2 separate regions of the Homo sapiens genome follow, and region 1 is linked to region 2. A link is an interaction called in ENCODE POLR2A ChIA-PET data of the cell type or tissue named here. Cell type or tissue: K562. All regions are shown on one strand. Links, peaks and the distances in the headings refer to the core of each region. The heading gives the core; the rest is flanking DNA. Region 1 overlaps FARS2 (phenylalanyl-tRNA synthetase 2, mitochondrial). Region 2 overlaps FARS2 (phenylalanyl-tRNA synthetase 2, mitochondrial).

What was found. ChIA-PET counts read pairs that join two places held together with the same protein. Peaks named below come from ENCODE experiments on the same cell type or tissue, not always from the same donor. Only the 100,000 strongest peaks of a DNase experiment are listed, where the experiment ranks them.
Region 1: POLR2A ChIA-PET joins it to region 2 with 5 read pairs; 1 of 35 experiments calls an interaction of 5 or more read pairs at or near these places.

What each region holds. Positions count from the first base shown.
Region 1 is chr6:5,280,736-5,283,652 of GRCh38, reverse strand. All of the region lies in intron 1 of FARS2 (phenylalanyl-tRNA synthetase 2, mitochondrial), which reads right to left. Among named protein-coding and RNA genes, the nearest start is that of FARS2, 21 kb to the right of the region's middle. In K562, for the core only: no CTCF peak of the experiment used is centred there; a DNase peak (open chromatin) is centred at 1,162.
Region 2 is chr6:5,644,737-5,647,653 of GRCh38, reverse strand. The region is part of intron 6 of FARS2 (phenylalanyl-tRNA synthetase 2, mitochondrial); the gene reads right to left. Among named protein-coding and RNA genes, the nearest start is that of FARS2-AS1, 190 kb to the right of the region's middle. In K562, for the core only: no CTCF peak of the experiment used is centred there; a DNase peak (open chromatin) is centred at 1,533.

The DNA.
Region 1 (2,917 bases), core at 190-2,689, 360 kb after region 2:
GAAAATGTCTAAGACCAGGTAAGAGCTGAAGGACAGAGACAGGAGAGAAGCTGATTTTTCATCCTGTATGTATTTATGCCTTCTGATTTTTTTTTTTTTTTTTTGAAACAAAGTCTCGCTCTGTTGCCCAGGCTGGAGTGCAGTGGCGCAATCTCAGCTTACTGCAGCTTCCACCTCCTGGGTTCAAGCAATTCTCCTGCCTCAGCCTCCCGAGTAGCCAGGACTACAGATGCCCACCAAGACGCCTGGCTAATTTGTTTTTTTTTTTTTTTTTTTTTGAGACAGGAGTTTCACTTTTGTTGCACAGGCTGGAGTGAAATGGCACAATCTCAGCTCACTGCAACATCCACCTCCCAGGTTCAAGTGATTCTCCTATCTCAGCCTCCTGAGTAGCTGGGATTACAGGCGCATGCCAACATGCCCAGCTAATTTTTGTATTTTTAGTAGAGATGGGGTTTCTTCATATTGGTCAGGCTGGTCTCAAACTTCTGACCTTAGGTGATCTGCCTGTCTCAGCCTCCCAAAATGCTGGGATTACAGGTGTGGGCCACCATATCCTGCATTTTTTTTGAATTTTTAGTCGAGACAGGGTTTCACCATGTCAGCCAGTCTGGTCTTGAACTCCTGACCTCAAATGATCCACCTGCCTCAGCCTCCCAAACTGCTGGGATTACAGGTGTAAGCCACCGTGCCTGGCCCTTGAATGTTATACTATATGCATTGCAAGCCACTAGGCTTTATGGCCACTCTCTCCTTTATCCCTGCTGTTCAGCCAGCCTCTGTCTGGACAATATCTCTGCCATTTGGCCCTCCTTTCCACCCTCATCACAATGGACATAATGTAGAGACCCTCAGCATCTTCCTCCTGGAGAATTAAAACAGCCTTTAACCACTTTCCCTTTTAAATAACTTATCTTCTCTGATTGACGCTAGGCACCATTCCTGGACCCACCTTTCTAAAGCACCAGTTTATTAAGTTTCACAAAATCAGGGTTCCACTTAGCCTATCAAAGTGCTCCACACGGGCCCAAGCCCCTTTCTCTTCCAGGGACTAAATCGCACACTCCAGCTGATCAAAACTCGAACAGCTGCTCTTTTTTTCCCTACCACTAACCCTCAACTCCGGTGGCCTCCTTTATCAGGAATGCCCATGTCATGATTGTCTCCCTTCCCCATATGCACCGGCTAAAATGGCTCGTGGCCTTCAGCACCTACTGAAACCACCACCAACCTCAGGCGCTTCCCCTGGTGTCCGCCTGGGATGTGAATGCTCCCTCCCCTAAGCGCCATGGACCATGTGTTTCTTTTGCAACCCCTGAAATAGGCTGCCTCTCATGCCTGCTTGCTGCTGCTTCCTTCTAAGCAGCCACGGCAATGATAGGCTGCATGCCCTGCTCTGTTCCTCAGTCTCCTGAGCAGTGAGACTCCCTAGCAATACAGAGCAAGTCCTCTGGCAAGGTAACACTTTCCTTGAAATTCCAAAAATTCCTATTGCTCATTAAATGACTAAAAAGCCATCTGAATCCCTACATTTCAATGTACTTATTTTGCATGGTTGCACAGCATTCACAATGGCATTATACTGACAAGCTAGGAAGTATTAAAAATATTACATAACAGTTACTGATTCTTTTTGCCTTCTCAGTGCAGACTGGTAAAGTTTGGAGTATCAAGCACATACTCAAGACAGTCCATTTTACCACCTGTCACTTAAAAGTCATTTTCTAGAATTATTGTTTTCTTAAATGAGAGAAATGATCTGACTCCGGGTGAACACATAAGGTTAGTGATGGCTAGGAGCACTGACTAAATTGAATGGTTTCAGGTCCTCGAGAAGTGTCTACCATTTCCCAATACAAGGCAATTATGCATTTAGTTAGGATACAGTCACGTTAAAGGAGGTGATCCCTGTAGACACACAGAGAGATATCATTACTATATATTGGTTCGGACAATCACTGTGGACAACAATTTTAAAATATCATCAAATTCACAGAATAGTGGTTACCGGGGGCAGGGGGGGTGGGAGAATGGGGAGCTGCTGTTTAAGGAGTACAGAGTTTCAGTGTGGGATGATGAAGTTCTGAAAAATGGATGATGGTGGTGTTTTCCTCAAGCATGTGAATGTACTTAATGCCACTGAACTGCACACTTAAAAATGGCTAAAATGGTAAATTTCATGTTATATATATTTTACCACAATTTTAAAAATCCACCATGAAACATGACTTTTAAGCATTTTTTTGACACAGTAAAAACAAAACAACTACAGGTTCTTTTCATTTCTAATTTAAAGACGGAAATAAGACAAAATAAGTGAAAGAACAGCAGTTTATTTTAAACCTGATGCCTCTAATACATGAATTATTAAAGTTTATGCTATTAAATCTTTTTAAGTCTTACCTTCACTTGTAAAGTATTTATATATTATTAAGGCTTAATCTGCTAATTCTTCTTTCTTAAATCCCATGCTTTGTTTAAGAAGCTTTTAGACTCTATGACCAATACATGCTATGTAGTCATAAGACAACAGTTGCATAAATACTTGCTGACAACGGTTAGCCCTACAAAGGAAATTGTGGAAGACTCGAGTACAAAGTAAACCCAATCTTTACTCCCCAAAGTGTCATCCCTCAAACTAAAGTCCAGGATAGCTCCAGCCAATCTGACAGAATACAATTAAAATAATATAAATCAAAAATTAAAAATGGAAGGAAAATACAATGCCAATAGTAAATCATAAAATGTCACTAAAAACATAAGATCTTCTACCCCTACATACTTCTTAACTAAACCTTAAAATATACCTACAATATATTGAAAAATGAATTATACACAGTGTATAATTTACTGTAAACCTACATACTTTCTGAGGCTGCGAAGGCCTAACAACTCAAGTAGGAATCATTAGAAACCT
Region 2 (2,917 bases), core at 282-2,781:
AAAACACAAGCTTCTCTTACCTCTGAATGAAGAAGGCAGTGATTTGGGTGAGTTTGACAGAATAAGTCATCTATCTTCCATTTTGATACAGAAATCCTAAGTGATCAATCAGTTGTCAAAACTTTTTAGATAACTCTAATCAATATTTAGGCAGGAAATGTGCCTTCCAGGCCCAGGCTGGTAAAAGTGAACATGCTCTACCTTTCCTAGCTCGTGTTAGTTTCCATTTTATTTTGAGGACATGGCTGATTATGTTAAATTCTAGTTTTAGTTCCATGTCTTCCTTCTCACCTTCTCAGCCCTAATCTTTGGACCAATGCAGTCAACAAACATATTCTGATTATCTGGTATGTGCCAAACTACACTAAGGGAACAGAGATGAAGAAGACATTGGTTCCCCCAGGAAGAGAGGCGGGAAGGTGGAAGGAAGCAGGAAAAGGCAGATAGGCCTAGAATCAGACTCACTACTTGAGATGGGATGAAGGTGAAGACCCTCCCTGACAAAAGAGTAGTAAGCAATAGCAGACAATTCTACCTTTACCGTTGGTGAGGAACACAACAAAAAACAAAACCAAAAATACATTTGGGCCATTGTTTTCATTCTCCTGCTCCTATGCCTTCAACTAGGAGCTTGTCACAGCTGATAATAAGCAAAGGGGACATGGAGGGGGTTCATCTCACCTTACTAGATATTCTCTGATGAAAATCTTTACAAGGAGCTAGGAAAAGCAAAATATAGTTGGTCCTCCATATCCATGGGTTCCATATCCATGGATTCAACCAACTGTGGATCAAAAATATTTGAAAAAAGAAAAAGATGGTTTGGTCCATACTAAACATGTACAGACTTTTTCTTGACATTATTCCCTAAACAATACAGTATAATAACTATTTACATAGAATTTACATTGTATTAGGTATTATAAATAATCCCGAGATGACTTAAAGTATACAGGAGGATATGTGTAGGTTATATGCAAATACTATGCCATTTTATATCAGGGACTTGAGCATCCCTGGATTTTGGTATCTGCTGGGGGTCCTGAAACCAATCCCCTATGGATACCAAAGTCCAACTGTAGTTATAGCGAACAGATTCATAATCCACACCCTACTAGGCATTCTTTTAAAAACCCCTCCTCTTTTCAAGAGTAGAGGAGCCGTGAAATCCAAGGCCATCACGCATAGACCACAGACCGGCAATGCTGGAGTGGACCATGAGACTGTGTGAGCCCACTGCCCTCACTGCACAGGTAGGAAGCAGGTTCACAGAAGCTGAGTGACCTGTCGAAGGTCACACCACAGCTCGTTCGTCAGAACCACTACAGCCTGCATATAATCTTCTCTAATCTAATTCTCACTGCAATATTATAGCCTGGATATTAGAGCAGCATTAGATATACTCGGAAAACAGTGAGAGGCCATGGGAGTAACAATGTCATTAAAGTCTTAATTAAGGACACACGGTGACCTCAAGCAAATCTCACCATTTTTACCCTGTATCTCCCTGCTGCTCCCTCTCTTATCTCCCTGCTGCTCCCTCTCTGTCATGTCAGTTCTAGCTTCTTATTCTAAGAAAACTCATCCTTATCTCACTCCACCAAACCATACGAGACTTACACAGAAAAATGCCCCTTCAGTCCTAAAAACAGGATGGCTTCCTGGCATCATTCTAGTCCCTACCTCCGTTAAACTAAGTAAAAAACATGTAAAAATGCCTCACTCTTTGAAGGGAGTGTGAGACAACCAATTGCCACATGGCACTAAAAATGGTAACACTGAAAAGGTTCTTTGTTGAAATGCATGGCTTATTTATCCTATAGCCTCTGAAAACATATGAGGCCCGTGCAATTACTTTTAATATTTCACCCATGCCAATCTGTCAAAGCACCACGTCAACTGAATGCAGCCGGCTGTGCCAGACAATACATTTGCCAAGACAAAAGCAGGATTCGACTGGACCCAAGCTCCCCCAGTTCTCAGGGCAGGCCACCTTCTTAAATCTGACAGCCTCCACATGCACCAGCTTCATTTTTGCAGCAGTTCATGCACACAGAGGAAGTTTCAGAGGATGGAGAAGCGGGAAAATGGCTACGTGGCCCTGAACAAAAGGCACATCTGCTCTTCTGCATGCATTTTCGTCATTCCTAAATGAATCTGTGAAACCTGGCCCGACTGTGTGTGGGGACAGAGGAGGAGCTTGGCACTCGTCCCTCATCCCTTAGGGTTTGTTAATCTCTTTACACTGTCTTCCAAGGTAATATTCAAATCAACCACACAGCTCAATTTACTTTGCTTGTGACTCTAATTGAATAAATCTAAAATAACAACAGACGCACTGGCCCAGAGCCTTGGCCAAATTTTTCCTTAGACACTTAAAGCACATTCTGGCTGTTTTAATTCTGCCTGCAAGCAGGTAAATGCACTCTTGTCCAGTGCCTAATTTTACACCAGAGGGAGAATGACTGTCATTCTGTGTACTGTTTCCAAGGTGGCTAATATTTACTGATGGGTAGAAGCTTTGCAGAAGTAACCCAATAAAAACTTAAGCACCCTTGAAGGTGGGGAGAATATTCTCATCCAAGTTGGTTAGCTGGCCTTTCACACAAAGATGTTTAATAAGGTACTATTCTGTGCCTGCATATCACTTCTTCAGAATCATAAGTGCTGAGTCGGCTCTGAGAGTTTGTTCAGTCTCTTTTCTAGGTTATGTTTAGGTGAGTCTTCAATGATCCTGAGTGTGCAGCTATTCCCATTTGTAAACGTATCCAGAGAACAACTGCTCTAATAAGCCTGCCACTCATTCTAGTTTCTCTCAATCCTTTTGGAGAGGGTAAGAATTTTAAAAACTGGATCATTACCTACTAGGGGTAGGAATGCAGGCTGAGCCTTAGGAACATGGCACAATAAGTAAGCA